Linked DNA regions of Homo sapiens: region 2 is linked to region 1. A link is an interaction called in ENCODE POLR2A ChIA-PET data of the cell type or tissue named here. Cell type or tissue: Panc1. All regions are shown on one strand.

The links. ChIA-PET counts read pairs that join two places held together with the same protein. Peaks named below come from ENCODE experiments on the same cell type or tissue, not always from the same donor. Only the 100,000 strongest peaks of a DNase experiment are listed, where the experiment ranks them.
Region 2: POLR2A ChIA-PET joins it to region 1 with 10 read pairs; 2 of 35 experiments call an interaction of 5 or more read pairs at or near these places.

The regions. Positions count from the first base shown.
Region 1 is chr1:11,369,292-11,377,291 of GRCh38, forward strand. It overlaps LOC105376740 (a long non-coding RNA gene), which reads left to right and starts at 2,398. Exons shown (of 4, transcript XR_946959.3): 1 at 2,398-2,495; 2 at 3,462-3,788; 3 at 6,604-6,750; 4 at 7,996-8,000. RefSeq lists enhancers at 3,367-3,868, 3,869-4,368. In Panc1, no CTCF peak of the experiment used is centred here; no DNase peak of the experiment used is centred here.
Region 2 is chr1:11,203,008-11,211,007 of GRCh38, forward strand. It overlaps MTOR (mechanistic target of rapamycin kinase), which reads right to left. Exons shown (of 58, transcript NM_004958.4): 24 at 7,807-7,899; 25 at 6,305-6,451; 26 at 1,554-1,696. Among named protein-coding and RNA genes, the nearest start is that of ANGPTL7, 18 kb to the left of the region's middle. In Panc1, no CTCF peak of the experiment used is centred here; no DNase peak of the experiment used is centred here; H3K27ac peaks cover 1,072 bases.

The DNA of each region.
Region 1 (8,000 bases):
AGATACTATTGTTATCCCACACTTTATCAGCGAGGCAGTTTAGGCATGGAGAGGTTAAGTGACTTGCCCAAGGTCACACAGCTGGTGAGTGCTATATCCAGGACACAAACCCAGGCAGTCTGGCTCCAGCGTTCATGCTTACAACTGGTTCTTGTATGAGCAGAGTTCTTCACCATTCATTGATCCAGTGATTTAATGAATTCATTCTTCGGCTTGTTAGTTCATCAAACATTTACACGAAGTAGTTTCCCCCATTAATTTCTCTCATAACATCCCCATCTTTTTCTTCTTAGCATTTATCAATGGTTGTCATGTCTAGGAATCTATTTCTATGCTGGTGGATCTGCCCTCTGGTTAGAGTTTATGCTCTAGGAGGGCAGGGACTGTATCGTTTTTGTTCCCACAGTATATCCATCAGTAGCAGTCCATAACTGCTTGTTGAATAAAACAGAGTTAGTTGTTAAATGCCAGCCCTGGCTACATATTGGGAACACAGCAATAAGGCATGTTATCTGTCTGGAGGGCGGGTGGAGGAGCGGACAGGCATCTGATCCCCAAACATCATGCTAAGGAGCTTGGCCTTTACTTGCAGGGCATGGGGAGCGGTCAGTTGCAGGTTCCTGGATGTGTCTGAGCTGACACCACAGGCACTTTTTTTAGGTTGTGTAAAGAGTATTTATACTTCGGAAAAGGGTGCCCGGCAAAAGTCCTGTCCAGCTCTGAGACTTGCTGATTGCTCTGAGTAGGGTGCCCAGAGCAGGAGGCAGACAGAAGTGGAGAAGGAACTGGGTGGCTGTAGCAGAATTTATGTGAGCTGGGGCAGAGGCGGGGGTCGTTGGCAGCAAAGGGAAGAAGCCAGTAGGGCAGATATTGAAAAGAAAGACGACATGAGCCTACCGAAAAAGTAGGAGGTGCGAAGGAGAGAGGGCTGCGCCAGAGGGGCATCCAAATTTAAGCAAGAGGTTGCCCGGAATGCCCCGAGCACCGCATCTGGCCCAGGGCAGAGGAATTGCTCAATACATGGTCATTGTTGTTGGGGTTGTGGATGATTCAGTGGAAGACTGTAGCTGCTGAGGTCTGGACATGAGGATCGGGATTCAACAGCAAATGACTGGAGTGTGCATTTCAGAGCTCTGGACTGGGAAGGAGGTGGCGTGGGTCTAACTACCGGAAGATCAGTAGACGCATCGCTGTCATCTAGCTATTTATTTTATTTTATTTATTTATTTATTTATTTTGAGATGGAGTCTCACTCTGTCGCCCAGGCTGGAGTGCAGTGGCTCAATCTCGGCTCACTGCAAGCTCCGCCTCCCGGGTTCACACCATTCTCCTGCCTCAGCCTCCCGAGTAGCTGGGACTACAGGCGCACGCCACCATGCCCAGCTAATTTTTTGTATTTTTAGAAGAGACGGGGTTTCACCGTGTTAGCCAGGATGGTCTCGATCTCCTGACCTTGTGATCTGCCCTCCTCGGTCTCCCAAAGTGCTGGGATTACAGGCGTGAGCCACTGCACCTGGCTTATTTTATTTTATTGTGACAAAATATACATAGCATAAAATTTACCATTTTAACCATTCTTAAGTGTACAATTCAGTGGCGTTTAATACATACACACTGTCGTGCAGCCATCACCACCATCCAGTTCCAGAACTTTTTCATCACCAGACAGAAACTCCATTCCTCTTAAGCAATCACCGCTCATTACCGGGTGGAATTGATGGGTAACTATGTTTTGCCATCAATTTGCTGTGTGCGTTTGGTGAAGTCACTTCCACTCTCAGAAGCTAGTTCTTTCCTTATAACTTTAAAATGGAGGTTTCTTTTGATTTTGCTAGGCTGAAAAAGCTAGGTGGACGGATGATGTCTCTGAAAGATAAAAACGTTGAGTGCGTGTGGAGGGCCGAGTCAGCCTGAGGGGGTGGGGGGAGAGGAATGGTGACAAAAGAGGAGCTGGCAAAGGAAACAGATGAAGAGTGGGGTGAGAAGGAAGAACATCTTCTTTGGGATTGGGAGAAAGGTTAGGAAAAGGGGGAAGAAGAGAAAAAGAAGAGGCTGACACAAAGGAATGCTCAAAACCAGGCTGTTAATGTGATTTCATGAGATGAGGTTGGGATCCAGCATAAAATCCAGGGTGACAGCCAGTGGCCTCAACCTCTCCGGAGCAGGAATCATGTGGCAGGAACGGAGGGCACCAGCTGCCTGTGAGGGCGGGCTGGGGACTGGACAGGAGGCTGGGACAGATGTAGCTGGGTGTGCCAGGGTCAAATTAGGAGAAATAAAAGGACTGCTAAGCTAGCCTGTCATTATTGAACTCACGGTAAAGAAAATGTATTTCTTTTCTTTTTTTTTTCTTTTTCTTTTTCTTTTTTTGACACAGAGTCTCTCTCTGTCTTCCAGGCTGGAGTGCAGTGGCATGATCTCGGCTCATTGCAACCTCTGCCTCCCGGGTTCAAGTGATTCTCCTGCCTCAGTCTCCCGAGTAGCTGGGATTACAGGTGTGTATCACCATGACTGGATAATTTTTGTATTTTTAGTAGAGATGGGGTTTCACCATGTTGGCCAGGCTGGTCTTGAACTCCTGACCTCAGGTGATCTGCTCACTTTGGTCTCCCAAAGTGCTGGGATTATAGGCGTGAGCCACTGAGCCTGGCCACTTTTTCTTTTTTTTTTTTTTGAGATGGGGTCTGGCTCTGTCACCCAGGCTGGAGTGCAGTGGCATGCTCTTGGCTCACTGCAACCTCTGCCTCCCAGGCTCAAGCGATCTTCCCACCTCAGCCTCCCAAGTAGTTGGGACTACTGGTGTGCACCACCATGCCCGGCTAATTTTTTTTTTTTTTTTTGGTAGAGATGGGGGTTCAACCTGTTGCCCAGGCTGTTCTCAAACTCCTGGGCTAAGAGATCTGCCGGACTTGGCCTCCCAAAGTGCTGGGATTATAGGTGTGAGCCATCGTGCCCAGCAAGAAAACATATGTCAAAGGGAAATTGACACGGTAACGAATGTGTATACTGCTTTATTTACACACACCCTATCTGGTTCCACATGAAATTTACAGGTTTGTTTTATTTTTATTTTTGAGACAGAGTCTCGCTCTCATCACCAGGCCGGAGTGCAATGGTGCGATCTTGGCTCACTGCAACCTCCAACTCCCGGGTTCAAGCAATTCTCCTACCTCAGCCTCCTGAGTAGCTGGGATTACAGGCACGTGCCACCATGCCCAGCTAATTTTTGTTTGGCATCAGTTAATGAATGCTTACATTTTGGGTTGAGAAAAGATCAATGTAAATAGGTAGCATGCAATAACCCTCTTTTGTGAATGTGTTTAATAACAGCTTTTATTTCTTGAGCAGCTCTTCTGCAGCTGACCTGGTGATAGCTCAATTACACTTCCCACCAATCTGAATAGGGTTGGTTGTCTTTTTTTTTTTTTTGGTCACTCTTTATATATTATCCCTTTTTACAGATGAGAAAATGGAGTCTTGGAAGGCAAAGTGACACCATGCTGGAAGAAGAGCAGAGAGGAATTGGAACCCACTCAGGACCTTGGAAATCTTCATCTTTCTGGAAGGGCCAACCAGGCATTCATCCTTGGCCTCCACTGGCTCCTTCTCTGTCTCCAAAGATTTTAAATAACGTGGCAGGCAAGGCTGCCTGAAGGCTGGGACAAGCGATGGTCCCTGGGCTCCTCCCCAGAGCTCGACTTCTCCTACGCTGGAGCTGTCTCCACAGGCCCCCCTGTGTACAGTGCAGGATTGGAAGGAGCACTGGACGGGGAGTCAGTGGAGCAGATGTGAGTAGCAGCCCCAGGCCTGCCTGCTGGGTGATCCTGACACAGGCGGTTGCATTTTCTGATCCTCAACAGGCTCGTTGTGAATGGATGCTGATACCTCCCTGGCAGGGCTGCTGCAGGGATCAGGCCAGACTTGAATGTGAAAGGGCTCTGAATAGCCGAGTCCAGGGTGGGTGAGGGAAGGTAGCATCGGCAACCTGCGGGTGGGCCCTGGCCACACTGACGGAGGAATTGTCTCCCTGTTATCCTGCTCACTCTCTGTGGGGTTTTCAGAGGAAGCAGAGTCCCTCAGCTTCAAGCCAGATCTGGGATTCCAAAGACCCACAAGGGAGGCCCAAGCAGGGAAGGTTATGGGAGGATTCTGGAGAAGAGGGTGCAGGGGGCAAAGCCTCTGCCAAGCAGCTCCTCCCCTGTGCATGCGTGTGTGTGGATGGGTGCGTGGAGTGTGTGGTGTGTGTGTGGATGTGTGTGTGTGTATGAAATGTGTGTGGATGTGTGTGTGTGGTGTGTATGAATGAGTGTGGTGTGTGTGTATGGGTGTGGTGTGTATGGATGTGTGTGTGTGGTGTGTGGATGGGTGTGTGTGTGGATGGATGTGTGTGTGTATGTGTGTGTGGTGTGTGTATGAGTCTGGTGTGCATGTGGATGGATGTGTGTGAATGTGTGTGTGGTGTGTGTGTGAATGAGTGTGGTGTGTGTAGAGTGAGTGGTGTGTGTAGAGTGAGTGGTGTGTGTGTAGTGTGTGCGTGTGGATGGGTGTGGTGTGTATGTATGGATGGGTGTGTGTGGTGTGTGTGGATGGGTGTGGTGTGTGGATGGATGTGTGTGGTGTGTTGTGTGTTGTGTGTGTTGTGTGGATGGGTGTGTGTGCTGTCTTGTGTGTTGTGTGGTGTGTTGTGTGCTATGTGGATGGGTGTGTGTGGTGTGTTGTGTGTTGTGTGGTGTGTGTGGTGTGTGGGTGTGTGTGGTGTGTTGTGTGTTGTGTGGTGTGTTGTGTGCTGTGTGGATGGGTGTGTGTGATGTGTGTGGTGTAGTGTGTGGTGTGTGTGTGGTGTGTGTGGTGTGTTGTGTGGTGTGTTGTGTGCTGTGTGGATGGGTGTGTGTGGTGTGAGTGGTGTGTGGTGTGGTGTGTGGTGTGTGATGTGTGTGGTGTGTTGTGTGTTGTGTGGTGTGTGGATGGGTGTGTGTGGTGTGTTGTGTGGTGTGTTGTGTGCTGTGTGGATGGGTGTGTGTGGTGTGGTGAGTGGTATGTGGTGTGGTGTGTTGTGTGTTGTGTGGTGTGTGTGGTGTGTGGATGGGTGTGTGTGGTGTTTTGTGTGTTGTGTGGTGTGTGTGGTGTGTGGTGTGGTGTGTGGTGTGTGGTGTGTGTGGGAGTGCTCTCTGGCCAGGTGCAATCTCCTTCCTGTTCAGCTCCTGGGGCTGCTGCTACTCTTAGTTCAAAAGACTTTTTATCCCTGGCAAGGACAATTATTGGGGTCACGGTGACCTGCCTGTTTCAGCGCCTGCTTGGGCTTGTTTCGTTTGGCCTAAGACAAAAGCTTGAACTCTGGAACTGCCCAGAGGGGCGAGGGGTGCAAATTCCCTCTGCCTGACCTAACTGCAGTGTTCACAGGACTGACTCATTGTCCCCCCGGGTCAGGACAGGAGTGACATTCAAAAGAACTCATAAGCAGTTTGGCCAGGTACTGATCACTCCGAATGGATTCTGTGCTTGAGGAATCCACCAAAGGCCTTTTTGGTTTGTTTTCCCAGAAGCCCATCAGTCACCATCTGGGGAGGACAAGGAGGGAGCAGGGCTGATCCAAGGAGCTCTGGGGCAGATGGACTGTCCCTGTCACGGCTTCTTTTACTGGTAGTAATGACTCCCACTGGTTGAGTATGCAGGCGCCACTTTGCTCCATGCCAGGTACCATCCATGCCTGCACTTTCTTTTTCTTTTTGTTTTTTGAGATGGAGTCCCGCTGTGTTGCCCAGGCTGGAGTGCAGTGGCGAGATCTTGACTCACTGCAACCTCCACCTCCTGGGTTCAAGTGATGCTCCTGCCTCAGTCTCCTGAGTAGCTCGGATTACAGGCATGCACCACCATGCCCGGCTAATTTTTGTATTTTTAATAGAGATGGGTTTCACCGTGTTGGTCAGGATGGTCTCGATCTCCTGACCTCATGATCCGCCCACCTTGGCCTTCCAAAGTGCTGGGATTACAGGCGTGAGCCACCGCACTTGGCCCATGCCAGCACTTTCTAGGTATAATCTCACTTGATCCCATCCGGCTCTTTGAGGCAGGCTATATGATCATGCCCATTTTGCAAATCAGGGAGCTGAGCCTGAGGAGCTGGGGTCCTTGCCCAGTCACACAGCCAGTAACAGCAAGAGTTCTGATTTACCCCTAGCTGGTCTGGATTCTCTTGGTCCCCTTATACACCTGTTCCCTGCTGGGGGAAGTCAGCTGGGGGCGTGGAGACTGCCTTGGAAGGTGGCTGCTGCAGCCCCCCAGACCTCCGGCAATAGAATTCCCTATAATTCGGTTATAAATCATGTTCCTAACTAAGCCAGCTCTGAAGGTCACCGGTAATCAAACTGTCAGCAGGCCATCTTCAGCGGCTGCCGTGGTCAGGGCCCTGAGCCAGGAGAGCCCAGGGAATCAAGCTTCCAGCCCGCACCTTTACAAGTGGGTAAGAGGCTGGAAATGGGAACAGGTTAAGAGGGCTTGGGGCTGGGGCCGAGTGACAGCTGCACTTCTGACTTCAAGATAATGAGGAGGAGAGAAGCTCCAGCCTCGCTTCTGAGCTATCTCGGTCCTTCCTGTTGTTGGTAGCATTGAACCTCCTGATCCGTGGAAGGTGGCTGCTTGCAAAGTTCTGATGACATCACATGGATGTGTGTTGGCCGGGTATTCCCTGGGGAATGAGCTTAGCGCGGAAGCAGAAGAGTTGCATTTTCTAAACCACCAGCTAAGTGGCAGGTGCGTACACATCATCCTGTGTAATCCCTAAGCTTGTCCCATGTGGTAGCAAGTTCCTTTTATTATCTCCATCTCCTGGAGGCTCAGATTGGCAAAGGGGACAGAGCTTGCAAGCATTCAGGTTGGCATTCAGGCTTACATCTGGGTTTTTTCCTTTTAATTCTTTTTTTTTTTTTTTTTTTTTTTTTTTGAGACAGAGTCTCACTCTGTTGTCCAGGCTGGAGTGTAGTGGCGCGATCTCAGCTCACAGCAACCTCTGCCTCCCGGGTTGAATTATCCTGCCTCAGCCTCCCGAGTAGCTAGGATTACAGGCATGTGCCACCACATCCGGCTAATTTTTGTATTTTTAGTAGAGACGGGGTTTCACCTTGTTGGCCAGCCTGGTCTCGAACTCCTGACCTCAAGTGATCTGCCCACCTCGGCCTCCCAAAGTGCTGGGATTACAGGCGTAAGCCACTGCACCTGGCCTTCTTTTGACTCTTACCAGTATTTTCCAATTTTGACATTTTGAAATAATGCTGGGAAATGCTGGTTAAACCAAGAGAAACAAGATTCCTGTCCGCATGACTTTTCAGAGCCTTTAATAAATTGGATCACGATTCTTCATGCACAGAGAGATGGGATGCCAGGGTGGAGGCCTTGGAGGCTCTGGCAGAGAGGAGATTAGTACTCCATTCCTACCCCAGTTCTGCAGGGGAGCATGGCTGGCTTGCTCTTGAAGCCCTGGCCCCCCTCATCTGGATGCAGCCTACAGTGGGGTGAGCTGAGGCCTGGCTCCACACACCTCACAGGAACTCCTAGAAGAAGGGAGGCTGTCAGGTACCCCTGACCTCTTTCCTGAGCTGTTCAGGACTCGCTGGCTCACTCGGGGCAGGTGAATCCCGCTAACCCACCAACTGGCCTCACTTCTCCCTTCCACGGAGTAATAGCAGCCTCCACCTCCCAGGTCCATCTGTGCACTTGAACCCCTGGATTTCAGGCCCGGTGTTCCTCAGAGATGGCTGCTCCTTATGTGCCCTGGGCCTGGGCTGATAAACCAGAACCCATGGGTACCTCCCAACTCACTCCCTTTTGCTGCCAACTAAATTAGCTCCTGTGGGCATTCCTCCACCCCCAGCCCAAGAACAAACAGCAAATTAATGAAACAGATGGGCTCTGTCTGCTCTGCTGGCTCTCAGCACTCCCATATTCAGGGCAGGGCTGAGACTGGACTAAATCATTTCTCCTTTGCTCCTGGGCACACAGCTAGA
Region 2 (8,000 bases), 170 kb before region 1:
TTCAAGACCAGCCTGGCCAACATGGTGAAACCCCACGTCTACTAAAATTACAAAAAATAGCCGGGCGTGGTGGCGTGTGCCTGTACTCCCAGCTACTCGGGAGGCTGAGGCAGGAGAATCGCTTGAACCCAGGAGACGGAGGTTGCAGTGAGCCACAATTGCGCCACTGCACTCCAGCCTGGGTGACAGAGCAAGACTCCATCTCAAAAACAAAAACAAAAATGAAAACAAAAAAACCAACCAAACAACAACAACAAAAAAAGATGTCTAAAGTGATGAATATCCCAATTATCCTGATTTGTTTTATTACACATTATATGAATGTATCGAAATATCACATGTACTTTGAAAATATATGTACATCTATTATGTATCAATAAAAAAAATTTTGGCCAAGTGGCTCATGTCTGTAATCCCAGCACTTTGAAAGGCCAAGGTGAGCAGATCACTTGAGGCCAGGAGTTGAAGACCAGCCTGGCCAACATGGCGAAACCCCGTCTTTACTAAAAATACAAAATTAGCTGGGTGTGGTGGTACACACCTGTAATCCCAGCTACACGGGAGGCTGAGGCAGGAGAATCTCTTGAACCAGGAGGCAGGGTTGCAGTGAGCCACAACTGTGCCACTGCAGTCCAGCCTGAGCAACAGAACAAGACTCTCAAAAAAAGAAAAAATAAATTCTGGCAAATTCTATTTTCCAAAGATGTCTGCAACAGTGGCTCCTGTCCCATATAGTCTGTTAGAATATTACTTCTCCTCTCTCAAGAGGTGGGTGCCCATGTCTTCTTCCTTTGAGCCTGACTGCGCCTTTGTGGCTGCCTTGAGCAACAGGGCAAGGCAGAAGTGACTCTTCATGACTTCCAAGACTCTTTATGACTTAGATCATAAAAACACCATGCTCTTCTACTACCTCGTTCTCTTGGGACACTCACTCTTGAAGCCAGTCACCATCTGTGAGAAGGCCCAAGCAAACTCATGGAGTGATCCCATGGAGAGGAACCAAGGCCCCCAGCCAGAGCTGGGTTCCTAGTCGAGAGTCACCTGCACTTTGCCAGACACACAAGCCAGCCTTGAATGCGGATCCTCCATCCTGCCCCAGTCAAACCATCTCCACTGACACCATGTGGAGCAGAGGCGAGCTGTCCCAAAAGTCCTCCCAAATTGCAGATTCAGGAGTAAAATAAATAACTGTTATTGTTTCAGACCTTTTTTTTCCTGTGGTATTTGTAACAAACAGCAATAATTAGAATACCATTGTTATTGGAAATAGGTTACATTCAACTATTACACAGTTGCTTTTAGAGTTATAAATAACTTTGTAATTAAAATGTTAGACCTAAAGCTACTAGAAAAAGGAATTTGTGGTCTACTAGCAAGGTTAAGATAGATGCTACAGTATGAGCTTGTTGAATTTGTCTTTCTCTTTCTTTGTATCCCACAAAATTAGAAAAATTAAAAATACCAGCCCCTTGATTATTACTTCTAATAAAAACTAATTTGTATATATCGTTTTCTATGTGCTGATCTTCTCCACCCGCCCTGACACACTATACCTGGCCATCGGGTTGTAGGCCTGTGCCAGGGCCCAGCAGGAGCGCAGGGAGGGCGATGATGAGTCCTTCAGCAGCTCCAGGCTCAGCCGTCTCAGCCATTCCAGCCAGTCATCTTTGGAGACCCTCCTGGCAGCGCCCCAGGCCTGTGATCCCACAGGTGACAATGGAAAACAATCAGTTTCAAGGGCCAATTGAAAAAAGTCCTCATCTATTTAATGATTATTCTACTTTTAGATTTATAAAATCCATCTTTCACGATAAAATTCCCCTAGAGTACAAATACAAAAGAATAATATTTAATTAAGAACAGCAACTCTGGAACATACCACACTGTGGAAAAAGCCTGTTTCACAACTCCTTTGTGCTGGACTCTGACTGCAGCAAAGGAGCACTACAGAACCAGAATACATGGGATTGCCACACTCGGGTGCATTCGACAAAGCCTAATGGGCTCCAGCAGGGCATGAAGGGAGCTGTGTCCTCTGCATTAGAACACCAGCTCATCTGACAGTGAAGAGTCACGCAAGAAGAGGGAAAAGGCTCAGGTTTACACCATAGTGAATCATGTTGCAACCAGGTGAGCAGTGAGCCCAAAGCACATGGCACTGTGGTAAAACAAGAAAAAGGGGTTGAACAGATTTAATTTCTACTCTATCCCCTCCAACTTCTCTCAAAACTCTGAACTCTCCAGACATCAAGAGTTACTACCAGGGGCAGCTTATTCAGGTGGGTGGAAAGGCTGAGGTTTTGGAGAACAGTATAGTGTAGTGGGCAACAGCTACACTTGACTCAATGGCTTCAGTTCAAATCCCAGTTATATAACATAATTGGCTCTCTGATCTTTGGCAAGTCACTTAACTCCCCTGTGCCTTAGTTTCCTCATCTGTAAAATGAGGATTATAGTTTCTGCTTCCTGGGGTGTTTTAAGTTAATAAATGTAATGAATTTATAACAGTGCTTGGCACAAAGTTAGTACTATTTGCCTAGTTCTCTAAAGTTAGAAACACCTGCCTGGGATCCTGGCTCTTCCACTCAGCAGCTGTAACACCCTGGGCAAATTACTTGTATTTTGCAGCTGAGCCTCAGAGTGCCTCATCTAAGGATAATGTGTCTAAATGGCTTAGCCGGAATAAAGGAGCAAAAAATGATTGTTATTATTGTCAAAACAACACCTATTTGAACTGGCCTAGGCCTAACTACACTAAATCCCTAACTTTTAAAATATGTTCTTCATAGATTTTTCCAGCAGGACACATCAATCCTCCCTAAATGGGGGAAATCATGTAAGACAGAGCAGAAGGTCTCAAACTTTGGACTAGTGAAGTGGTCCAGTGAGTGAAAAGACCCCCAGGTGCTATACCATCAAGGACTCAACCATCACCTCCCTGGGATACACTGGAGATGTGCTGTTGCTTCTAAAGAGTTACGGATGAATAGAATTAGACAACCTATCACTTTATGTCAAAAACCGAAGCAGAAATGTTACAAGAGACAAACTAAATAATACCACTGACCATACAACGAGAACCTCTGAATGAGAAGGAAGAGGGAGACTAGATACCAAAGACTGATTTTTAGACCTTGCTCTGTTGAGCACAATGGGAACATCCAGTCCTTTCCTGCCCACAGATACCTGGTTTCTTCCCTACAAGATGGGTTTGTGTGTAGCTGTATTATATTATACAGCAATTGTTAAAAGCTGCACATAAACAGGGAAGTATTACTAGTTTCTTTTTCCCTCTAATGAAATGAGGTTGGGCCTGGGTAAGGCAGAGACAATTCAACACAGTGGTTAAGAGAGTGGGCTCTGGAGTCATGCTATCTAGGTCAAATCCCAGCTCCACCATTGATGCTAGTTGACACTGGGCAAATTACTTAACCCGTCAGTGCCTCACGGTCCACATCTGTAAAGTGGGACAGCAACGACAGCACCTAACTCATGGGGTTATCATGAAGATTAAATGAGTTAATATAGTGTTCCACCACAGTGCTTGACACACGGAAAGCACTCAATAAATGTCAGTTGTTACTATTACTTGATAAATGGCAGTAAATAGGTTTTCAAAAAATCATAGCTTAATTTATTGACTAGGCCAAGTCCCCCATGTGGCCCTTTCCCCCTGCTCTGTAAAACATTATCAACTCTCAATTCTCTGGGTTCTATAACAACTGTGTAAACACGAGCTGCTTCCTCTTGCCATCCACCCACTGCTGATCGCCTCATCTGGTGATGCTGGTGCCTGTTCATGGAATGCCAGCTTACTCATGGTGAAGGTAAACCCAAACAGATTATCATTCAGACAGACAGTAAAGCTGCTGAAAATTCTGGAAGGCATTCTAGAAGTATACATAAATGGTTTTTATGTTTTCTGTATCACATAAATCTAATATTATCATAACAAATAAAATGGTGACTGAGGTGGCAAATTGTTACTCTGAAAGTTGGTTAAGACTGATAAATGCACCAATCCCTAATTATCATCACATGATTATAAGGAGGCACAATTTACTTCTGAACAATGAGGTCTGCTGCCTTTTTTTGTCGTTGTTGTTGGTGAGACAGGGTCTTGCTCTGTTGCCTGTGCTGGAGTGGTGAAGTGGGATGATCACTGCTTACTGCAGCCTTGACCTCCCAGGCTCAAGAGATCCTCCCACCTTAGCCTCTCGAGTAGCTGGGACTACAGGCATGCACCACCATGTCCAGCTAATTTTTGTATTTTTTGTAGAGGGGGAATTTTGCCATGTTGCCCCAGCTGGTCTTGAACTCCTGGGCTCGAGTAATCCTCCCGCCTGGCTTCCCAAAGTGTTGGAATTACAGGCATGAGCCACTGCACCTGGCCCCCTACCTCTTTTTTTTTTTTTTTTTTGAAGAGAATCTTGCTCTGTCACCTGGGCTGGAGTGCAGTGGCGCAATCATAGCTCACTGCACCCTGGAACTCATGGGCTCAAGTGAACCTCCTGCCTCAGTCTCCTGAGTAGCTGGGACTACAGGCAGGTGCCACTCTGCTCAGCTAATTTTTAAAATTTTTTCAATTCCTTTTTTTTTTTTTTTTTTGAGACAGGGTCTTACTCTGTTGCCCAGGCTGAAATTAATTTTTTTCATTTTTCATTTTTATTATACAGATGGTGTTTTACTATGTTGCCCAGGCTGGTCTCAAACTCCTGCTTCAAGTGATTCTTCCATTTTGGCCTGCCAAATTACTGAGATTACAGGCATGAGCCACCATGCCCAGCTCCCACAATTTACTTCCCAATGAAATAGATCTGAGAGTGAGCTGTGGAGGATTCTGTCTAGAGTTTTGAACTTGATCTACTTTCTCAGGTGAGATAAACTAAGAGTCTTTCTTTTGTCTATCTGGCAAGGTTTATGCTTATTTTTTCCAAGTCTGGGTAGAAAGCAAAACTTCCTGGAAGCAAACTAGATTACTGAGGAATTTCCTAAAATAGAGAGAACAAAGCTCTAAAGCAGGGTGGACGGCTGCCTGGTTGGAAGGACATTCTGAACCTAGTCAGGATGAAAACATCTGGGTGGAAATGTACATCTGGCCTCCTGCCTGGCCCCTCCCTCCAGTGTGAGGTGTCAGCAGGGTGGCCTCAATGATTACCTGGGAATGCCAAGTGACTGATAACCTTTTTCTTCCTCCTAAAGTCTCAGAGTAGCAGTTACAAAATCCCCAGAGGGAAAGCAGCATCACTCCTGACCCAGGAATATTTTACTACCTCCATCTTAACCCAGCAAACGTTTCTTAGCAGTGGTCACTTGAAGCTGTTTGTGTGAGTAAAGACTCTGAAACAACAGTAATAAACCCCCAGTGCTCCGCAAAGCTGGGCGTGAGCCCGTACACATGCACAAAGGACTGTGTTCAAATCTTTATGGGTTTTTCCAAAAGAAGTGAACGAGTCAGCTAGGACACAGTCTTGCCCAGTTCTTCACCTCTATCTGCTGCTGCACATGGAGTGAGATGGCTAATAGATGAAAAATAACACTGAAATCTAAACTGGAAGTTGCTTACAGTCACCAGAAACATGAAAGACTAATGCAAAATGGAAAATACTCGATGTGGTATATTTATTTAAAGTTGGTGAAGTAATTATGATTATTGTGCTCTGATTCACTAGAGATGCTTTGAAACTGCCTGTTTTTAGGTGGATAGCTGATGGCATACATGGTGAAAAGCTGGTCATATCTTAGGCTTTGGCCAGCAGAGATAATTCAGTAATCACTTGGAAACATCTAAAACCTCACTACTCAAAGTATGGTCCATGGACCAGCAGCATCACATTAGCTGGCAGCTTGTCAGAAATGCAGAATATCAGGCCCCAAATCAGACTGCCAACAACAGAATAAGCATTTTTACAAGACTCCCAGCAACTGGTAAGCCCAATGAGTTTGAGAAGTTTGAAAAGCACTGTTTGAAAGAGCCTTCATCAGTCTCAATGCCAACTAGGGGGCTCACTAGCTTTGTTCCCTTCATGTAAAAAATGAGAATGTATTTGCAACAAAAGGTTCTACCATCCATATTCCAAGGGAGCACAAAAGGACATTTTGTTCTCTACTTTTTCTCTATTCAAAACAAAATTACAATTTAGGCACCTGTAAAAAGACAAAATGATCTAAGTTCATGGTATCTAGATTTCTGGAAAAAACACCTGGGCTGGTTTTCGGTTGCCCAGTTTAAACAGTTAAAAGTTTTGAGTAAGTGAGAAGAGCAGAGCTCTCCTTTCCCAGTCACCTGAAACAATGGACTTGCCTTTTGGAGGTTGATGGTGCTGACGTGCAGTTTCTTCATGGGTCCTGTTTCCACTGGTCCACTAGCCAATGCATCCCCTTGGCCACTCCTAAGCATCCGATGCTGGTAAATCAAAGGATCCTCCTCTTCATCAGCAAGTGTGTATCCCTACAACCAAAGATTTATAGGAAACACCTATAACTCTACTAGATGCTTCTGGTTTAGGAAATATCCTTAAATTTTGGGAGGTGCAGACCTGGTAGAGCCAGGATTTCAGTAAGAAGTAAAAAGTTGCACATATGGACAAAATGAACCACAGATGGGCTGACTCCCCAACTGTAGACAGTCTTTGCTAGTCACTCCTAGTTACTGACAAGCACTGACTTAGTATTAAGATCAAGCAACCATGCAACTAGCAAAGATAAACAATTGTCGGCAATGGGAAAAGTGATAAAGTGTTTGGAGCAAAGGTGGCAAACAGCCCCCATCCCCTGGCTTTTTAAAACTTTTTAAAAAGAATCATCTATTCACTTATTTATTTGTGCCACTCCCTACCTGCCTATCTAATCGAACCTATTTATTTACTTATTTTTTTGAGACAGAGTCTAGCTCTGTCTCTCAGGCTGGAGTGCAGTAGCGCAATCTCAGCTCACTGCAACCTCTGCCTCCTGGGTTCAAGCAATTCTCTTGCCTGAGCCTCCTGAATAGTTGGGACTACAGGTGCACACCACCATGCCCGGCTAATTTTTGTATTTTTAATGGAGACGAGGTTTCGCCATGTTGGCCAGGCTGGTCTTGAACTCCTGACCTCAAGTGATCCTCCCGCCTCAGCCTCTCAAAGTTGTGGGATTACAGGCATGAGCCCCTGTGCCTAGCCTTTAATCTACTTTGAGATAGGGTCTCACTCTGCCACCCAGGCTGGAGTGCACTGGTGCAATCACAGCTCACTGCAGCCTCAGGTGATCCTCCCACTTCAGCCTCCTCGGTAACTGGGACCACAGGTACCCGCCATCATGACCAGCTAATTTTTTGTATTTTTTGTACAGATGGGGTTTTACCATGTTGCCCAGGCTGGTCTCAAACTCCTGGGCTCAAGCAATCCACCTGCCTTGGCCTCCCAAGGCGGGAGCCACCGCACCCAGCCCTCTGCCTGTTTTTATATAGCCCAAGAGCTAAGAAGGGTTTTTATACTTTTAAATGGTTGGGGGGAAAAAAAATCAAAAGAAGATTGATATTTTGCAACACATGAAAATTGAGAGAATCAAATTTAGGTGTCCATAAATAAAGTTTTAGTGGAATGCAGCCAGGCTCATCATTTACACATTGTGTATGGCTGCTCTCAGGCTGTAGTGGCAGAGCTGAGGAGCTGCAAAAGAGACCACATAGTCTACAAAACTGGAAAAAAGTTTGCCAATCCCTAATTTACAGCCAAAAAGCTACACAAACTCCCATAGCCAAGATTACAAGAATATCAAGTAGTAAAGACAACAGGGACTTCAGAACAGAAAAGAAGTATAGTTCACCTTGACAATTCTGCAGATGAGCACATCATAGCGCTGATGATTGATTCGGTGTCGCACCAGAACTTTATTCACCATTGGAATGAAAATTTGGTACTAAAACAGGAGGGGGAAGAGATGAGAAACTATCATTTTGGAGAGTGGAGAAAAAGTAGAGGAAAAAATATTATACAACTACATTATGACCATTTCTTCTG